Regions from separate parts of the Homo sapiens genome. Here region 2 is linked to region 1. Evidence: chromatin loops called from intact Hi-C (ENCODE). Cell type or tissue: heart right ventricle. All regions are shown on one strand. Links, peaks and the distances in the headings refer to the core of each region. The heading gives the core; the rest is flanking DNA. Region 1 has its middle 69 kb from the start of ASIC2-AS1. Region 2 overlaps ASIC2-AS1 (ASIC2 antisense RNA 1).

The links. Hi-C counts contacts between places; a loop is a spot of excess contacts. Peaks named below come from ENCODE experiments on the same cell type or tissue, not always from the same donor. Only the 100,000 strongest peaks of a DNase experiment are listed, where the experiment ranks them.
Region 2: a loop joins it to region 1, with 7 times the contacts of the local background. A loop is called at or near these places in 3 of 110 quality-filtered maps.

Annotation. Positions count from the first base shown.
Region 1 is chr17:33,623,038-33,633,530 of GRCh38, reverse strand. It overlaps a transcript of ASIC2 not described here. Among named protein-coding and RNA genes, the nearest start is that of ASIC2-AS1, 69 kb to the right of the region's middle. In heart right ventricle, for the core only: no CTCF peak of the experiment used is centred there; a DNase peak (open chromatin) is centred at 4,417.
Region 2 is chr17:33,577,330-33,587,822 of GRCh38, reverse strand. It overlaps ASIC2-AS1 (ASIC2 antisense RNA 1), which reads right to left. Exons shown (of 4, transcript XR_001752838.2): 4 at 5,817-6,667. It also overlaps a transcript of ASIC2 not described here. Among named protein-coding and RNA genes, the nearest start is that of ASIC2-AS1, 24 kb to the right of the region's middle. RefSeq lists an enhancer at 3,697-4,896. In heart right ventricle, for the core only: no CTCF peak of the experiment used is centred there; no DNase peak of the experiment used is centred there; H3K27me3 peaks cover 1,219 bases.

The sequences.
Region 1 (10,493 bases), core at 1,075-9,074:
GCATGTCAACTCCAGCAACCCCTCGACCCAGCAGAAACAGGCTCCCTGTGGCCAAGTTTGGGGCACCCAAGCTTGTGGCAGGGACTGGGATTGGGTCAATGCTGTGATGTTTATTTTCTAACCGGTCCTTCCTTGCTATCTCACCTTTCTATGTCCCAGAGTCCACTCGTGATCTGCCCTCTGCATTGTGTCCAGATGTCAGGGCTGCCCAGAGAAGCAGGTGTCCTGGTCCTTGTTGCACCCCACAGGTGGGGAATGGCTCACACAAGAGCCTTTTTGGACCCTCGCACAGGTCAGGAGCGCTGTGGCAAGCCCCTGGGCTTCATGGGCATTGGGTTGATGCACTCCAGTGAGAATCAGGGTAACACTCTCTCAGATGACTCCCTGGAGACCCGACCCTCACCAGTCCTTGGAGAAGAAAGGCAGCACTGAGGCAAAATCATGTTGCCTTCACTCAGCCTGATGTTTCTAGGGGAGGAGGCTTTGTGCTGGAACCCACACAGGAGAAGCCAGCAGGGAGCAAAAGTAAGAGAGCTTCTGGGTCTTCTTCCTCAACTAGGCTGTAATCCAGGGCTTTCTGCTCAAGTTATCAAACCTCCTGGAACCCCAACTATATTTGAAGATTAAATTAGAGCACTTACAGAGAACTCTTGGCACAATGTCATCTACAAGTAGAAAGTAAATGCAACATAAATAGCAGCTGTTATTATTATTGCTGGCATTGTTGTTGTAAGGTTAGAGACAAGCTTGGTCAAGAAGAGTCAGAAAAGGTGCAGAGGGAGTTTCAAAGGGTGGACCAGGCCAGGTACACTGGTTCACATCTGTAATCTTTGCACTTTGGGAGCCTGAGGCAGGAGGACTTGAGGCCAGGAGTTTGGGATCAGCATGGGTGACATGGCAAGACCCCCATCTCTACCAATAAGTAAATAAATAAATAAAAATCAAAGAGTGCACCAAACACTCCATAGTTTACTGGGAAAAGCAGCTTCCAGGTTCTCGGGGCTCATGGTCAAGGGTTGGGGGTAGGGGTGGAGTACGATCTTCTGACTGGCCTACAAAACATGTGACTAGGGACACTGTCCCAGCACTGGGCAGTCCTGAGTGCTGGGGCATGCAGGGCTTCCATATCCCACAGCTCCACGTTTAATCTGAACCGTGACAGAGAATTGTGTGTTACTTTATCAATAACAACAATCTTAAGCGTTATTATTATGTTGTTTTGATGTATCATATTATTATTGCAGGTAAATTATTTCACTAACATTAGACATTCTTAAATGCAATGAATCTATCACTACTAGGTTCTACATACTAGCCAAGGGATTTCCGTGCATTATATCATTTGATCATCACAAACCCTCTGTGGTAAATATTATCATCTTCCAGATGAGAAAACTGAGACTCAGAGAGGTTAGTTGATTTTCCCAGGTCACACAGCTAATAAGTGGCAGAACCAGGAATTGAACCCAGTTCTGTCCCTCAAGCCCTCACTTATAACTTCTGCCATGCTGCCTCCTTTTCTGCAAGACCTGTGTAGTCAGCCCTACTTTGAACCAATAATACAACCACTTTTGGGCCCTTCCCCATTCTTGAATCAGAGAATCTCAGACTTGGAAGAGACCTAAAGGTCATCTGTCCTACACCATACCCTCTTATCTTTCTTATCAAATATTTGAAAATGGTGATCAAGTCCCCCTCAGACAATAACCTTCTTTATTTGAATATAACAAAGGGCCCTCCCAGGGGAACACATTCCACCCTGGAAGGAGATTTTCAGGTGCTCCAGAGTTCACTTGCCTTTTGGGACTCTCAGACTTTGACTCCCCCTTCCCCTTCATTTCCTTCCACCTATGGATGCTATACCACCCCCAATGCCTTTAACTTCTGTCTTTGTCCTCTCTGTCAATGTGCCAGGCATAATGCTAAGCACCCTGTGGGCACAATCGCATTCCATCTTCCCGGCAACATTTTGCAGTGGATACTATTCTTATCCCCATTTTACTGATGAGGAAACTGAGATACAAAAACGTCACAGAACCAGCAGACATCAAACATGGGTAGGTCTCTCTCCAAAGCCCATAATGTCATCATGAGACTGCAGTCCCTCCATTTACATTTCAGTTCAGTCACTTTCTCTGTTTCTCCTTAGTATAGCTGAGACGGGCTGGCATCAAAAAGAAACTCTCCCTCCAAAAAAAAAAAAAAAAATCACTAAAAGCAGCATGCCACGCTTAAGACTGAGGGGGAGCACAAACGAAATAACTACAGAAAACACCAGCCACATAAAGGCAGGTTCTCAAAGTACAGATTTCTGACTCTCCAATAATTGCTTCCCTTAGCCCAAGGGGCTGGCATTGCTTGACCTGTACGTTGCCTGGCTTCAGGGCCTCTGACTCCCTCCCACCACCATGTGGCAGTGTCTTCTTGGGCCCCATCCACAGAAATTGGACAACCTTCCACTTGCTCCTTACCCAGGTTTATTCTCCAACTTTACTCCAATCTGAGAGTCACATTTTATCCACACTTTTCCATTTAGTCACTCAACAAATATTAATTTGCAGATAAGAATTTAAAGAATGGTCTCACCCTTTTGGTGAGATAGGACTTTGCATGTCAGTCCTTAATTTTATACTTTTGTGTATAGCACCTACTCAATGCCAGACCAGATCTCAACTCAACAAATGATGATGCTAGTTATGATGATGATGACAAGAATACAAACAATAATAACTAATGCTTACTGAGCATACACCATAGACCAGGCAGTGTGACTGAACACTGCCTGAATTTTCACATTTGATTCTTTCAATAACCCAGTAAGGGAAGTACTATTATCTTTTCCATATTACAGAGGAGAAAACAGGCTCAGAAGGTTAAGTAGATTGTTAAGGCCACACAGCAGGGAGTGTCAGAGCTAGGATTTGGAACCCTTGACCTTGAGCACTGTGCTGCAGTGTTTCATAGCATGCTTGTCATAGAGAGCTAAGTGGCATGGTCCTAAAGGGGACATCAGTGCACTAGGGGGTACAAGTCAGACATCTCCACGGGGCACACACAAGGTCCTTTCCTTTCTCCGGGGAGGACAGGGAAAGGGGGCAGGAAAGGGGCAGGAAAGGCTTTATGGAGTTGGCATGTGCAGACTGGTTCGTGAAAGCTGAGTAGGTGGTCACTGCACAGACAGGAGCAGAGGGGCACTCAGAGAAAAGGAACCATGTGAACCAGGACCTACAGAAGCGGCATAGTCTGGCTTTTTCAGGAACTGTCAGCATGCGACCAACTTATGTGAGATGGGGAAGGAAGGAACTGATAGATGAAGAAGCTGAAGATACTGCAGGAATGAGATCCCAAAGTTCTTACAGATGATTGGGAGCCACAGAGGGATTGAGGGTAGGGAAGAAAAGTGATCAGATGCAAGTTGCAGAAACATCCCTGGGGCAACTGTGTGAAAAGTAGAGAGATGGCCGCTGGTGGGCCTAGAGAGACCTGGTCCCATAAAGGGCTTAACAGGGCAACCGCACCTGAGTCACATGTAACCTGCATTTGACCTTCAATGAATAAGTATCAAGAGGGATGCCCAAGTCTTGAACAAGCCCCTTCCTCGTCTTGCTGAGCCTCATGGTACTGCAGCTGAGAAACATAAAATCTCTTTAGGGATTTCCATTGGCATAATCATCCTTAGCTCTTCAGCCTTACAGGGTCACCGCTTCTCTCCCTGGGATATTACTGAAGGCCAGAGCTTCTGGCAGAACTGGGTTTGCTACCCTGGAAGTTTGCCCAGGGCTGCTGAGCAGCACCTCTATCACTTTTCAAGTAAGGCACTGATTCCAGTTTTTTTCAGTTCAAAGAGATAGCACTATAGGGCCATGGCTATGGTATCCTCCCTCTAGCATCCTTTAACCTTCCCAGCTCTCCCAGGGAAATATTGTCTACCTTCCTCCATGTAACCTGGGACTCACCAAATCAAGAGCCAATCACCTCCCTCACTGTACAGACAATACTTGTATTAACGCAACCAACATACGTCACTTGGTCAACACTAGCTCCCTAACCTATCTATTTTTATAGATACTTTATAAAAACTGAGTAGCCCTCTGATTTCCGTCAGATTCTTCCAATTAGGAGAGCTGTGCATTGATCTGGGAATTGATTAAAAACTTCCCAACTGGAGTGAAATGTCAGCCCTTTCAGACAATTAATTCCTAAGTGCCTTCTAATTTGAAGCCTAATCATTCATCCTTAATAGTGGATCATGGGAGACTTCAGATCTTAACCAAACTGAAAAGTGGAAGAAAAGCTGGCAGAGAGCAGGGAAGAAGCCACGGGGAGGGCTGGTGAGCATTCTCTGGCTACAGAAGCTGGTTTCTGGGATGGGAGCCAGGGGGACCAGGAGGGCTTATGTACTGGGTCAAACAGGAATAGCAGATACAAGTGTAGTTCAGGCAGATGTTGGCAACACAGGGCCTAATCCAGAGGGTCTGGATGAAGGCAGCTGTGACTCCTCGGAGGTCAGCCCTCACCCAAAGCTGAGAGGACTTTGGATGGGGAGAACGGCCGCATCCATGCTGTATTCCCAACACTGTGCTGAGGGCTCCCACGTGCAACAGATACTGCCAGGCACAGTGCAGGGCTAAGAGCATGGGATTTGGTATCAGGCAAAGTGGAATTCAAACCCAGACTGGTCTCTTGCTAGAAGGTGAACATTGGCATTGATAAATTCCTTAATCTCTTTTGACTCAAGTTTTTCCTTCTATTAGATGGAGGTAATAATTGTATCAACCTCAGAGGGCTGTTATGGGGATTAAGTATCAGAAGAGTGTTGACAGTGCTTAACACTTACCAGGCATGGACACAGGCTAAACACTGACAAATTATTATTATCAGCCAGGGATACAAACACAAAGGGAACAGAGTTCCCTGCTTTTAAAAAGCCAGATAGGGTTGGCGAGGCGGCTCACACCTGTAACCCTCATACCTTGGGAGGTCAAGGTAGGAGAATCACTGAGGCCAAGAGTTCAAGACCAACCTGGATAACATAGTGAGACTTCATCTCTGCAAAAAAAAAAATTTAAAAACTAGCCAGGCATGGTGGCATGCACCTGTAGTCCTAGCTACTCAGGAGGCTGAGAAGGGAGGATCACTTGAGCCAAGGAGGTCGAGGTTGCAATGAGCTATGGTCACACCACTGTACTCCAGCTTGGGTGACAGAGTGAGAACCTGTCTCAACAAAAAAAAAAAAAGACCAGACAGGTAGATATCAGAAAATCAATTACTTTCTGATTTTCCAACAGCAAATCAGAAAGAACTTGGAAGAAACAGAAGCTGAATCAGACTAGGTCCCCATAGAAGGGGCTGGGCAGACTCCCAGGCATCGGGACCACCCTGATCTAATGGGAGGACATTGGCATCCTTTGGCTTCTTTGAGGTCCAATCAGGGTTGTCCTAGCCACCTGTGTAGGCCCACACACAGCACAGGAGGAGGCCTCTTCTTTTTTTATTTTTTTGAGACAGAGTCTCGCTCTGTCCCCCAGGCTGGAGTGCAGTGGCACAATCTCAGCTCACTGCAAGCTCCGCCTCCCAGGTTCACGCCATTCTCCTGCCTCAGCCTCCCGAGTAGCTGGGACTACAGATGCCCGGAGGAGGCCTCTTCTTACATCCAAGCTGGAGACAGCCTGAGAACTCACTGGATACTGGGTATGCAGTGAATGAGGGCCATTAGAGCCAGCTCAGCGGCTGAGGCTGAACAGCTTATCTCTGCTCCCCAGTGGAACCAAATCAAATCCCTGAAAAATATTAGGTTTTCAAATCAAAACAGCAAACCATGTTGAATAAACCAGCCGCCAGCAGCAGACAGCTAATTGGCTTGTGTCTGTCAGAAAACATTGAACTTAACAGGAATCAGGAAGCTTTGAGCAGGGCCTCACCTTCAGGGGTTGAGGAGACCTAGCCAGAGTTCAGCACACCTGCTACCACCGCCCCAAGGCTCATTCATTCTTCCTGTTGGGAAGACACTTTTCATCAGTGGCAGGAGCAGCAGCAGGAGGGAGCTGGAATTTAGTTCCCCTTCTAGCCAAACCATAGACTTGCCTCTGTACGCCTGCAGGCCACATATTTATTTGAGAAGCATTTATTGGGTGGCACCAGGGTGCAGGGCATCAAAGATAAAGGAATAAATAAAGCACCCAAACTCTGTCTTCACACTTTAGCACTGGATTTGGGATATCAAGAGGCATTTATAACACAGAGTGGTAGGATAGAGATTTGTACCCAGTGAAATGGTTGCTCCAGGGAAGACATGCCTGTGTCTCTAGAGAGAAATCTGGAATCTGGAATGGCTGAACCCCTAAGGATGAGGAGGCTTGTTCCGGCAGACTAGGAAGGGAGGGCATTCCAGGATGACAGCATTTTTCCTTCAAAGACACAAGGTTACATGTGTGAGAACAGTCTTGCTCAGGGAAGTGCAAATCCTTCAGGGTTCTTGGAGGCTGAAGTGTGCCTGTGCATGTGTTGATGCGGGGTGGATGAGGGCCAGAAGTGAGACTGGACAGGTGTACACAGTCTCAAGTCTGAAGGGCCCAGTGCACAAAGCTAAGGAGTGTGTGTTTTTATTCTGAAGGTGAGGGGAAAGGATTTTGAGCAAAGAAGTCACATGGTCAGAATTGTGTTCATAGGGCAGAGGAAGGGCAAGGTTTGAGTGCTGGAAATCAGGAAGCCGCTGAAATGGTGCATGTTGCAAATGATGAGAACTTAAGCCCAGGAAGTTGAGGAGGGAGTGAGAGCAAGGGGCATAAAGAGTTACTTAGGAGACAGGATCTACTGGACTTGGTAATTGATTGGATGTCAGGAGTGCTAAAGAAGAGGAGAGCCTCTAGGGTGACTTCCAGCTGACTCCACACAAACACAGCTTCGATTAGGGCATCCCCTCCCCTGACACCGTTATCAATGGTGTTTCCCAAAGCATGATGTACCACTGCTGGACTATTGAAGGATTTCAGGTGGTACACAGAAGAGCGCATTTCGTTAAATAGTGACTGTTCACTTTTATGTTTATTAGAAAAAATGTAAATAGCCTAGCAGATTCATAGTTTTATGAATATTGTCCTCAAAGGCAAAACTAATGTTTAAAAAAGCTAGTGAATCTAAATTTAATAATTAACCAAATTATGATATATGGTATACTTGCATTAAAAAATAACATACGTGGTAAATGAATAATTAAAGCTTAAGAACCATGGCTTAAAGGAAAAAGGACTCACATCTTTGCACGACGTTCTAGTCCTTTTTTTTCCATACTTACCAACCACATTAAATTACCAGCCATTCTTAAGAATACATCCAATTTTATTCATTCAAAGCTCCTTAAGTTAACAAAGAACTTAAGGCCTAGAAGTGACCATCCAGTGCCCCACTGCATTCTACAGCTGCAAAAACAGAAGCCAAAAGAGATAATGTGAGTTGCTAATGATCAAAAAATCACTTGGCAGCAAAGCCAGGACTAGAACCTCAGAATCTTCTTCCAATTCTCCTTTTCCACCACCAACATGAAAGGCCCTGTATATGCCTGCCCTGGAATTCCTACCAATGCCTGATCTAAGAGGAGGTTGGTTGGTTGGCTTACAAGGACCTTGACATTCAGAATACCTTTCCACCTGCACCTCCAAATCTCTTTCATCTTTCAGAATCCAGTTCAAAGATACTCATGAAGCGTCTGCAAGCTAAGCAGTGTAGATTTCCCACTCTCTCTCCAGCTGGCCATGAGCTTGTTCTCCTTAAAACTCACATGGCAGATTTGTCAATTTTATTTCTTTATAACACTTTTTATTTCAATTGTGTATTCCCTGAAAGTGGACACCAGACCTTTTATTTATGTCTTTGATGTTTAGGGATATTCAAAAAGTTTGTGTGACAACTCTATAGGTCCATGTTTTAATCTCTCTTCTGTATTAGTTATCAATTTCTGTGTTGCAAATTAATCTAAGATGTGGAAGCTTAAAACAATAACTTATCAGCTCACAGTTTTCATGGGAGCTGCTTAGGTGGGTGATTCTGGCTCAGGGTCTTTCAGGAAGTTACAGTTAGGCTGTTGGTTAGGGCTGCAGTCATTTGAAGGCTCAAGTGGGGAAGGATACTTATCTAAGCTCACTCCTGTAGTTGTTGGAAGGCCTTAGTTCTTCACTGGTTGTTAGATGGAGACCAGCTTTCAATGTAGTCCTCTTTATAGGCTGCCTGAACATCTTTACAACATGAAGCTGACTTCCTCTACTGCAAGAGATGAAAGAGAGATAAAGATACATGATAGATAGATAGACAGATAGATAGATAGATAGATAGATGACAGATAATAGATAGATAATAGATGATAGATAGATAGATAGATAGATAGATAGATAGATAGATAGATAGACAGAGAGGCCACATTGTCTTTGATAACAAAACCTCAGAATGGCATACCACCTTTTCTGTTGTATTCTATTGATCAACAAGACTGATCCTGGTACAAGGAAGAAGGGATCCACACAAGGGTGTCACTAGCCAGAGGCAGTGCTCACTGAGAGTCATGCTGGCTATCGTGCCTTTTCACAATGTATTCTTTGAAGATAGGTATTTAGTTAAATCAATTCCATAGTGCTAGCTTAGTTCTTGACATATAGAATGTTCTTAGTGAAGGTGAACAGATGTATGATGGATGCTTGGATTGGTGAAAATGACCTCCCTTTGACTTGTTAGACCCCAAATGCTTAGCCCTATGATAAGCAACCATCTTCATTTGTCTTAGACTCAAAGAACTTAAGGCCTAGAAGTGACCATCCAGTGCCCCACTTTATTCAAAAGAGATAATGTGAATTAAGCCAAAAGAGATAGTGTGAATTGCTGCTGATCAAACAACTACTTGGCAGCAAAGCCAGCACTAGAACCTGAGACTCTTCTTCCAACGCTCCTTCTCCAGCATCAGTAAGAAGGATACTGTGTATGTTTGTCCTAGAATCCTTACCCATACCTGATACAAGAGGAGGCCTCCAATAGAGAAAAGGAGAAAACGTGACTTGTCCAAGTGCAGTACCAGCTGGACATCACTAATTGGGACGGCCTCCCTGCTTTCGCTTGAGCACCCAACTACTGTTCAGTCTGTGTATCCATCCTTTTTCCAGATTCTTCAAACCTTCACCAGGTGACCTCCCGACAGACATGGATCTTCACCACCATCTCTTTCCAGCATGCCTCACTGTGCTTTGCTACTTCTGGGTGTGTCTGCCTCCAAACCCACTCCTTGTCAAGCTAGGACTTACTTAAGTGGATCTTTTCTTCTGCTGATATATCCCTCTGGATGCACCATAAACACTGACATTTCTCCAGAGCAGGATGTTTTCGAAAAAATATTCTAGATGAATGCCAGGCCAAGCAGCACAAAATGTCATGGTGACTTTCCAAAAAGACCTGCCAGGAGCTAGGGTGAGTAAAAATAGCCACAGCTTGGTGTGGATGAACAGAAAGTAAAGATCACAGAAAGAAGAGTTTATTTGTTTTTAAAATAATTATTTCTAAATGGTTCTGGGCCTGAAGAATGCGTCAGACTGGCAGGCAAGGAAGCAGAAGGTCTGCGTCTGACACCAGAGAGAGAAGGCAGAGGAGGGTGACAGATGGGAAGGTGGGGGGCTGGAGCCTTGGATTCCAGCCAAGTCAAATACTACATACAGCTTGGACTATCTCTCTAGGATTGTGAGCCTCAGTTTCTCTACCTGGAGTAGAGAAAAAGAAGAAAAAATGTAGTTAGGGAATGTTATGCACATGACTACAAACAGAATGAAAAAGAAGCACTGAGAGACAAAGGCAGATAGAGAAATGGACAAAAATGACTAGTGTTCTGTTATGGAAAAAATAAGAAACATGGACATTTCCAGGTTGCCCTAGCTCTGCTCTTCATAGCTGTTCGGGTCCTATTACTTTACCACCATAAGATATCACAAGAGGCCAGGCAGGATGTCCCACACCTGTAATCTCAGCACTTTGGGAGGCTGAGGCGGGCAGATCACGAGGTCAAGATTTCAGGACCATCCTGGCCAATATGGTGAAACCCCGTCTCTACTAAAAATACAAAAAAAAAAAAAATTGGCTGGGCGTGGTGGTGCACATCTGTAGTCCCAGCTACTTAGGAGGCTGAGTCAGGAGAATCACTTGAACCCGGAGGTGGAGGTTGCAGTGAGCCGAGATTGCGTCACTGCACTCCAACCTGGTGACAGAGAGAGACTCCATCTCAAAAACAAACAAACAAACAAACAAACAAACAAACAAAAAAAAACGATATCACAAGAGGTATCCTGGATGAGCAGATAGAGTTGGAATTACAGAACTCTTGGAGCCAGCCCTGGAGTCATCACTTGCCAGAAACCCCCTGGGTGGGTTTCTTAACTTCTCTAAGCTTAGGTGGCCTTCATCTGTAAAATGGGAGACTTCCCACCCTCAGGCTTGTTGTAAGGGATCAATGAATAATAAAAGCA
Region 2 (10,493 bases), core at 1,475-9,474, 46 kb after region 1:
AAAAAAGAGTAATAATGTGCCCATCCATTTCTAATTCTATCAAGGGGAGAGAGTAGACAACTTCAGTCCTTAATCACAACCACCTTGAGTTTGAGGAAACTGAGTATGCTTCATTCATACAAGTGGACAGAGGTCTGCCTTCTTCTCTGCTCACTACAAGTGTTATGCCCAACCTCAAGGCATGAATCATGACTGGCCTAAGCTAATCATGGCAGTCAATCACGGCCAATCTAAGCCAATCTAAGCCAATCATGGCAGTCAATCACCTTCTTGTCAATCACTGGGCAAGCGCTGAGCATGTGAAAGCCAGTTTTTGCTCTCACTAAACTCCTTTTTCCTTACAACTCTGATGTGTAAAGACATCATGTGTACAGCTGTGGCAGCCATCTTAGACCTTTGAGGCAAGATATTTCCAGCACAGAGGAGCACAAAATAGCAGGACTGTGAGTTCTGAATGACATCACTGAGCCACTGAACTGACCCTGAGATCTTCTGTTTCTCATTAAGTGAAACGCTAAATACCCATATGGATTAAGCCATTGTTAGGGTTATGGTTTAAGCCAAGGGTCAACAAACATTTTCTGTAAAGGATCAGATAGTAAATATTTCCAGCATTGCAGGCTATATGATCTCTGTTGCAAGTACTCAACTCTGCCATGGTAGCACCAAAAACAGCCACAGACAATACATAATCATGTAACATATGTAAGTGAATAGGCTGTGTTCCAACAGAACATTATTTACACAAACAGGCAACAGGCTGGATTTGGTTCATGAGCCATAGTTTGTGAACTTTTGGTTTAAGTCATTGATACATTAATCTCACAAATATTTATTAAGAACTTCCTACATGCCAGCCACAGTGCTAGATGCTAGGTGTGGCTCAGTTATAGCTGAGATCAAAACAGATCAAGTCTCTGCCCTCTGAAGCTTATATACTGCTCAGAGAGGTGTATAATGAACAAATGAGAAAATAAAGAAGATAATTGCAGATCGTGGTAAATGCTGGATGTAAGTAGCATGATGTGATGGATAATTTTGAGGTCGAGCAGAGTGAAAGGGATGGAGCCAGTTTAGATGGATTGGGAGAGAAGGCAGGTCTAAGATGAGATTTGAGACCTAAAGAATAAGAAAGAACTTACTACATGAAGAAACAGGAAAATCCTGTAACAAGCAATAATAATTGAAGAAGCAAAGCAAAAACTCAAGACAGGAATACATTGGGCATATTCAGAAAGCCAAAAGAAGAATGACAAGGGAGACAAGAATATGTAGGGTCCAGATCACGCAGGGTCTTGAAAGCCTGGGAAGAACCATGGATTTTACGCCAAGAGCAATGCAAGGTTCTACAGAGGGAAGTGGCATAGTGATGATTTACATTTTTTTAATGATCAATCAGTGGGTTGTAGGGAGGCAAGAATGAAGCAGAGATGCTAGTTAGGAAGCTATTGCAATAACCCAAGAATTTTATAAGACGTATCTCAATTCACCCGAGCAGGTTACAATAGGTCCCCCTGCCCCCCTAGATGGTAAACTCAGACTGAGAATATAAAATATGAGAACCCAGAAGCTCCAGAAAAAAGCTCCAGAAAGATAGACTGGCTTCTTTATGAGGATATTCATGAAATCACAATTCAATAAGATCCTGAGACAGGGTGACTTTGCGCCAGGAGCCAAGAGCTGCGGTGGACACTCTTCTTTGCCAGCTCACACAGAGCCATGTTCACTTGCTTCTCCTGAGTCTAGGAAGCACTGGCACAACTTAGAGGTGGCTGAGTGCCCCCTTCTGCACACCAACTGAGACAAGGTATTGCGGAGGCATGCATGACCACTCCGCCATCCTTCTTCCCTAGTTACTTAGTCTTATACTGTGGCACTACGCTCCAAAAAGGACACTAGTGGAGAGGCTCGTCAGACTGTATATTTATTCCTCACTTTGTTCCACAGAGGATTTGAAGCAGCTTTCAAGACATATATGTAATAAAGTAAAAGATATAAATTAAATATATCAAGACTAAGAAAACTACAAATTAGATAAAACATCGAGACTAGCGGGCAGAAGGGAAAACTAAAATGCAGGTTATAACATCCTACCTGGTTGCCATAACAAAAAAGGATAAGAAATCCCATCTGTTAGCTGATTCCTTCTGTCTTATTTATATTCCCTGCAGCATTACACGGTTTCCCATATTGCAACCAACTCCTGGGGCTTTCTGGCCAGTCACATGGTGACCACATGCCCAGTGCAGGTGCCTCACTCTCCCTGCTTGCCTCTGTGGTAATCACAAAAACAGTCCTTTCTCCACTCTGGGTGGGAAGGAAAAAGTGCAGCTGGTATCTGCAATTTTCTACTCAGTTGATTTGTTCTGGGTTTGGTTTAACTTAATGATTTCTCAATAAGATTTGAATTTCTTCAAATTAATAAAGGCAAAATGCTAACAAGCAAGGGAATGGAACCAAGACATGAGATCCCATCCTTCAGAGACTGGGGAAGGCATGTAAGTTCCCAGGGCCAGAGGTCCTGGGACTGGGTCAAGGACACAGTGAGGCTGACAAGGGAGTACATCCATGAGCCACGTGGCCTGCCTGGCTCTTGCCCTGATTCAAGGCTAAAAGCCCATTAACCTGGACTGGAGAGCTCAAGACTCAGCTCAGGCTCAGGCCACTTTGAACAAATCATTTTCCCTCTCCTTCCACCCCAACTAAATTAGATTGGCTGGTTTATTAGGAAGGGTTTAATCTCTAGGCTGGAGGGAAGGAGGCTGTAGCCCACAAGGACAGAGATTCTGTGGATGGCAAGTGAGGGCCCCAAAACTCTTCTCCAACTGAAACTACCTCATGGACCCTCCCTCCTCTCTCTGTCTGCTCCTTCTCTGACGTTTTCCCTCCATCCCCCATCATCCCATCAATCCACCATGGTGCCTCTGCCCTGTCTTTGTCTTTAGGCCATCGGTGTCTCTCTCATGGGTCTTTCTTGCCAGGCAGTTCCTGTTAGTGTCCCCTCTCCGGCTCAGCACTCTCAGGCTTCCGAATCCTTCTCCTACGAACTGTCTCCACAAGCAGCCTAGGCAGGAGGGGTCACTCCATCACCAGTACCTCCTGTCCCTCCACAACCCATCAAACCCCACCCCAAGATCTGACTTAGATGGATCTCCTGCCACTCTCTGATCATCCATAAGGTTCTTCTGGCTGTTCTCAGCTAGCAGCCCTGGTTGGCTGCTCCAGGTACAACATCTGCCTCACCTGTGCCAAGTCACATGCCACCTCCCTCCCCTGAACCTGATGGAGGTGACAGGGCTCTATCACAACAGACACCCTGGGATTCTGAAGTAGAGTGACAAGCTCCTCCCAATTTGCCCAGAACTTACCCAGTTTTAAAATTAAAAGCCTCAGATCCTAAAAATCAACTCAGTCCTGGGGTAAACTGGAATAATTTCAACAAGAGCCATTCATTCTCTTGTTAGCCACCCCACAAGAGAACTAGACTCAGACTCTAAGAACCAGCTTCCAGCCCCAGCTCTGCTCCATACTAACTGTAATCATTGACAACACATGTCACCCTCTCCATGAACTAAAGATGGCGATCCCTTCCCTGCCTACCTTTGAGATGATGGATGTGAAATGCTTAGTGAACACTAAAATACTGGACAGATGTAGAGGGGGTTTTATTATCCAGTGTTTATGACCTAGAGGCCAGAGTATTAGCAATTTCAATTAATCAAATAAATGGAAAAATAAATCGGTTTTATGAAAACGGATTTCCGAACTGTGCCAAGAGTTCAAGGCTAGGGCACAGGAAAGAAAACAATCCAAAAGGCCTGTAGCTCTGGCTGAGATAAACCCAAGCAGAGGCTTGCTCATCCCCACCCTCAGCTCCAGGAGCCCAGAACATGTCTGCCTGGGACCTACACACTCAGCCCCAGGATGACATCTCATCAAGATCCTTTCTCAACCACAGAGAAATCAAATGCAGTTTATTCTTAATTGCCCATGCTGTGACTGAATAAAATGAAACCGTGGCAGCTGAGCATCATTTACCTGGGGCTTCACAAGCTGCTTGAGTGCTCACCCTTGAACATTGGTATGTTCGGTGCTATGGGCTATGAAATAATCTGGGCATGTTCTGACATGCCCTAAGACAGTCCCCTCTCCTTCTATAGTTTCTATTATAGAGATTTTCCCTAAACACCGATGCAAAACACTGGCCTAAACAGGACAGGCATTGTCTTGGAGTTTGGGTCCTGATGCTTAGAGCTGAATACAGACATAGCTATAATGGCTGGCTTGGCTCCCTTCCTCTGTTCTGGAAGGAAGGTCATGGTTGGGGCATACATTCAATGTGTTTCATAGATAGCACAGTGCCCACTGCGAAGCAACTTCTCTTCTAGGGAGGCAGGCAGAGAAATGTCCACACATAAGCATTTCTAATATAAGGCCTTCTAAGTCCGCAGTAAGTAATGGGGCCATTTATGCCAACATGAGCTTAGGCAGGGCAAGTGACTGACAATCTCATCAATAATTAGTGAGCAAGGTTTGCTGTGGACAATTTGTAATGCAGATCATCTGTCCCTGTATAATTAAGAATAGATTGTATCCAGTTCTGGTTTATGGGTTTATGGCATTGAGGCCTTGTGAGTCCAATAAAGAAAAACAACAATAAAACTAATAGCTTCCTCTCCCCCTGCTCAGCTAATCAATGAGAAAAGAAGCCTTACCTTAGACCAAGCCGCTGCTGGACTGGACCTTTTCAATGAGCCTTTGTAGAAGTCACCAGTGTCCCCACACTCATTGCATCTGGAGGGCAGGGTGAGAGCCAGCCCAACCCCACCCAGCCCCACTCATTTGCAGCATTAGTAACGTTATTTGCTGATGAATTCCACTTTGAAAAGCCAGCAACAGTGAGAACTACAGGGCTTTGCCTAGATTAAAATAACAGTGCCCACTGCTTTTTAACATGACAGAGGTTTTTAAAATAAAGAATGTTCTTAATGTTCATCTCTTTGTTTTATAAATGAGAAAATGAAGCTTTGGAATGTGTATGAGGGGGTGTATGAGTGTGTATGAGGGGGTGGGGTGTGGAGACCAATCGAGTACCTTGTTGGAGAAACAAAAATTGAAATCAGATCATTTTGATTCCATCTGTGAAATAATTGCAAATATGTACTGAATATTTACTATGGCAAGCCACTGTTCTAAGAGCTTGAGGTACATCCTTTAGTTAATCCTTGTGACAACCCTATGAGGTAGTTACTGTTACTATCCTAACTTTGCAGGTGGAAAAATAAAGGCATAGAGAAGTTAGGTAACTTGCCCAAGGGTCACACAGCTAGCAGACCAAACTGAGATTAGACCTCAGACTCCAGACAACAGACTCTTAAGCGCTAACCTCTCAGCACCCTTGCCTCTCGGTTGAACACATCCTGGAATCTGCAGCTATTTGGGAAATCATTAATTTATAGACTGAGCCTGGCTCCTTTGCTTATCCTTTTAACATTTATTCATTGATTCATTCACTTATATTTATTGAGCATTTACTACATATCAGGCTGTAAGGCCTCCAAATAAATAACACCCAGTTTCTGCCCTCCAGGTGCTCACAACGCATTACTGTCCCTCCCCTAAGTGACAGTCTCCTATTTTGTAGATTACATTCATTTTCGACAGCTGTTGTAACAAATTGCCAAACTCGGTGGCTTAAAACTACACTCATTTATTAGCTCCTAGTTCTGTGGGTCAGAAGTTCAAGCTGTCTTCAGGAAGGAGAATAAGGGTCTGGAGGCAGGGAACTTAAGGACAATTGGTGCTGAATCCAGGAAAAACACCAAGGTGTGGGGACACGGAATCTGAGGCCAATTCGTGCTGACTTCCTAAAGCTGAATCAAAAGGATAGCACCTGGGTCTACGGTCAGGGAAGCTAAGGCCAATTAAACCAACTTCCTAAAGCTAAACCAAAAGGAAAAACCCCACCTCCCCGCTCCAGAGTAGCAAAGGAGCAAAGGCTACTCAATGTCTCAGATGGACAGGGAGAGTGCCTTCGATGGGCCGAGGACCAAGCAGGGACCATCCCTTCATCGCATAGGACACCAATTCACTTCATCCTTTAATTAGCCACAGGCCAAATTCTTCATCCAGATAAAGGGTAGCCAATAGGAATCTGAACAGGAGAACTTAAAACCCAGAAAACTTTGCAACTGGGCCCTTGAGCCACCTGCTTGGGCCGACTCCCACCCTGTGGGGTCCTTTTTCACTTTAATACATTCCTGCTTTCCCTACTTCGTTCCTATGTTTCAGTCCTTTGTTACTTTGTGTGTTTTGTCCAAGTCTTTGTTCAAAACGCCAAGAAACTGAATAACTTACACTCAAGGCCCTCCTTCCAGTAACAGCCTTGGGTGGGCTCTTTGATGTCATAGTGCTGAAGTCAATCTGTCAGCTGGCTGGGGCTCCTATCAGGAGGCTTTGGGAGAAAATCCACTTCCGGATCACTCAGGGTGTTGGCAGATTTCAGTTCCATGCAGCTGTAGGACTGAGCACTTAGGTCGTTTTCAACTTCCAGAGGCTGCTTGCATTCCTTGGCTCATGGCCTCCTGCATCTTCAAGGCCAGCAACAGAAAGTTGAATCCTTGTGCTTTGAATCTCTCTGACTTCACCTGCTGTCCTCCTCTTCTGCCTTTAAGAACACATGGGATTACATTGAGCCCACCCAGATAATCCAGGCTAATCTTCCTATTTTAAGGTCAACTAATTAGTAACCTTAATTACATCTGCAAAACTTCTTTTGCTGTAAATGTAACATATTCATGGACGTGGTATCTCAGCCTATTCAAAGATCCTAGAGATTAGAGGTGTGATCTTGAGGATGGGGACATTTTAAAAATTTTGCCTACCGCATAAACCAAAAAGGTGGTATCTACATGACCGTGGCCCATTAACCCTGGGTAGGTGCCCCTATGCAGATGACACTATTACACTTGTAGTGCTTGTATCCCATAGGCCTTTAAGCCATTTAATAAAAAGAACTTAGTTATTTTTCATATCTTGGGGAGGTGCTACAATAAGACATTACTACCACCTTATCTTATATTAGCTGAGACGCAGCAAGAGTGAGATCCCACTGACGAAGTACCTGGGGACCCCAGGGTCACAAAAACAAGAGTGAGGAGGAGGTGCTGAGCTGGGGTCATTGAGTCTTCACTCTCATTCTTAACTCCTCCTAATCCTGAGCTAACCTGATAGGTGCAGGGAGCCATTAGGACCCTCAGCGTCACTCATGAGTGCAGCCTGGCATTGGTTTTAGTGCAACAGACCCATCATCCAATTTGCCTAGTGTGGGCCCTGGGGACCCACACATCTACAAGTAACATCATTTGCATTCTTTCATGATACTGATGCCACCTGTAGTGCGGTTTCTACTCAGATCTCTAGTCCCCAGCTCTTTCCTTCCGCTCCCTCTTTGCATACATCTCTCCCACCACAATGGTCAAAGCCCTGCTCTCATAGAACTCTATACCCAGAGTTGCAGCAGTGCTGCACTCCTGACTTTGAGTCTTACCTGCCACCTGTATTTGTGATGCTGGGTCCTTTGCATTTAATTAGATCCAGATGGAATTGATATCCATCTGAATGGAGTCTGAGTTCTCCATGCCAGTTTGGATGCTGTATAAAGTGGTCTGGTGGTCAACTTACTACCCTGTGGGTACCAACCCTGGAGTTCAGGATGTTAATAAGACGTGAAGCCAGCTGGCCTTCTGGGTCAGGTGGGGACTTGGGGAACTTTTCTGTCTAGCTAAAGGATTGGAAATGCACCAATCAGCACTCTGTGTCTAGCTAGAGGTTTGTAAACATACCAATCAGCACTCTGTAAAAACGGACCAATCAGCATTCTGAAAAATGGACCAATCAGCTCTCTGTAAAATGGACCAATCAGCTCTCTGTAAAATGGACCAATAAGCAGGATGTGGGTGGGGCCAAATAAGGGAATAAATGCAGCCCACCCGAGCCAGACGCCGAAATCCAAGGGGTGTTTTTCACGGTGTGGTAGTTTGTTCTTTTGCTCTTCTGAATGAGTTTTGCTGCTGTTTAGTGTTTGGGTCCGCACTACTTTTAACAGTTGTAACGCTGGCTGCGAAGGTCTGTAGCTTCACTCTAGAAGTCTGCCAGACCAGGAGCCCACCAGAAGGAAGAAACTTCAGACGCAGCTGAACACCTGAAGGAACAAACTCCCGACACACCATCTTTAAGAGCTGTAACACTCACCAGTAGGGTCTGCCCTTTCATTCTTGAAGGCAGGGAGACCGAGAACCCACCAGGAGGAGACAATTCTGGGCACAGTAAGGCACGTGATTCTCAATGAATGTTGAATGAATAAACTGGATGGGTACCCCGCAGCCCTAGTCTATATCTCCTTGTTTTCTACCTTCCCCTCCAGAATAATGAGGCGGAGTGTTAGAGGTTTGTAAACATACCAAGCCACATCGTGTTCCAGTGTGCCCTGAGCCAACATCTGAGTCACCCACCTGCATTTTTTTTTTTTTTTTTTGAGACACAGTTTCATTCGTGCTACCCAGGCTGGAGTGCAATGGTGTGATTTTGGCTCACTGCAACCTCTGCCTCCCGGGTTCAAGCGATTCTCCTGCCTCAGCCTCTCAAGTAGCTGGGATTACAGGCGCCCACCATCATGCCTGGCTACTGTTTTATATTTTTAGTAGAGACGGGGTTTCACCATGTTGGCCAGACTGGTCTGAATCCCTGACCTCAAGTGATCCACCCGCTTCGACCTCCCAAAGTGCTGGGATTACAGGAGTGAGACAGCGCACCTGACCATTAACCTGCATTCTATAACCGCTTCCAAGGTGCTCCCTAGGACCAGGTGAGGATGCAGCAGCAGAAGCTAGAGAATTCTGACCCCATCCATCTTTTCTTGCCTGCTGTGGCAGGGTTTTACCACGGTCACTGTTTCAGGTCACAGACCCCAATGTTTAGCTCCACAGTTTAATTACAGTCCCTGAACTATATGAACTGTGACTAGACTAATCTTAGGATTATGCGAAATCAGCACCTTCCAGGTGGGGCTGTATTGAAAAGCCATTAGTGCCCCCTCTGTCAAGGTCAAGCCGGGTCAGTTGTAGAGTTGGTGTAGGGAAGAGGAGGGGGGAGTGAAGTAAATAAGGGGAGAGATGGAGTCTAATGACATAGTGACTGAACCCCAAACGTATAAAGATCTTCCCAAGAATAGGCAAAGGCTTCCCTAAGGAAACTTGTTTGAACTTTTTTCTTGGTGTCCCTTAGCCATTTTGTCTATGTCCCTTTATTCTTCTATCCGTCCCAATTGTCTCGCCCACCCATTTTACTTTGTTCAGTCTTTATTCATACTAAGGTGTAAATGACTGATACTGTAAATGAGTAAGGTAGCAGAGCCTGAAGAGATTTTAGAAATCATCTGGTTTAACGTGTCCTATAAATAAAAATTAAGGCTCAGAGAATTGAAATGTCAGCTTGAGTTACTACCAGGATTAGAAACTTCTAAACCACAGTGTTTCACTGTGCTGTCATTTGCTTTTAATGACCAGTAGATAGGGGAACACTTCTAAGGGCATTCAGAACGTCTCATCATTCCTAAAATCAGAGATTATGGCCCAAAGTAGAGTGGAAGGGGTTCAGTTAAATAAAATAAGGGCAGGTGGTCTCTAAACTGCCAGTAGAATGGGTTCCAAAGGTGTCTTATAAGTCAGCTGTTTAGGAGACGGGAAGTATGTTCCTATAGAAATTCAGCTCCACCCAGAAAGTACAGTCCTTGAGTCCTCGCTGTGTGCAAAACCTGTAAATGGAGATTGGAAGCCCAAGTAAGCAACAGAAGCGTGGCCAGGCTTGGATGCAGCTGGATGAAAAATGCTAATAATGGCATTTTCAACTCACACCTCAAGCACCAGGAACACACCACTGGCTGCCACTGGAAAGGTTCTCTTCTCTCCTTTGGAGAGGCCCTAGGCAGAAGGGTAGGAGTTTCACGGATGGTGGTGTAAGACAGGTTGGGGGCAGGCCGGGTGGAACATGGTGTGAACACAGAGGAGGGGAATGAGGCTGAGCAGTCATATCTGGGACATCTCTCAGTTGGTGGCTAATTCCTTAGAGAATGAGGGGACTGGTAAAAATAGGTGCTAGGGGAACTGCTTTTCCACTGTTGTTCATTTGCTGCACCCAAATCCCCTGTGGTTGGTAAGAATGCTCATTCCAGGGCCATATTCCTGAAATATCAGGTTTGGTTATTCTGGGGAGAAGTCCAGGAAATACTAATGCTGTGCCAGGTTGGGAAGCACTGGGTCTAGAGAACCAATACGGTAGGGTCTGTTGTCTCCACAGCATGGGGAGGCCTCTCAGCAGCACCTGAATCCCATGTCAGGCTGCCCTGCTCGCCGCTCCTCTTCCTTTACACCTCTCCCCTGGAGATTCCCTTCCAGAAGGAGCAAAGCTGTTTTCTGACAAGGAAATGCTTCAGT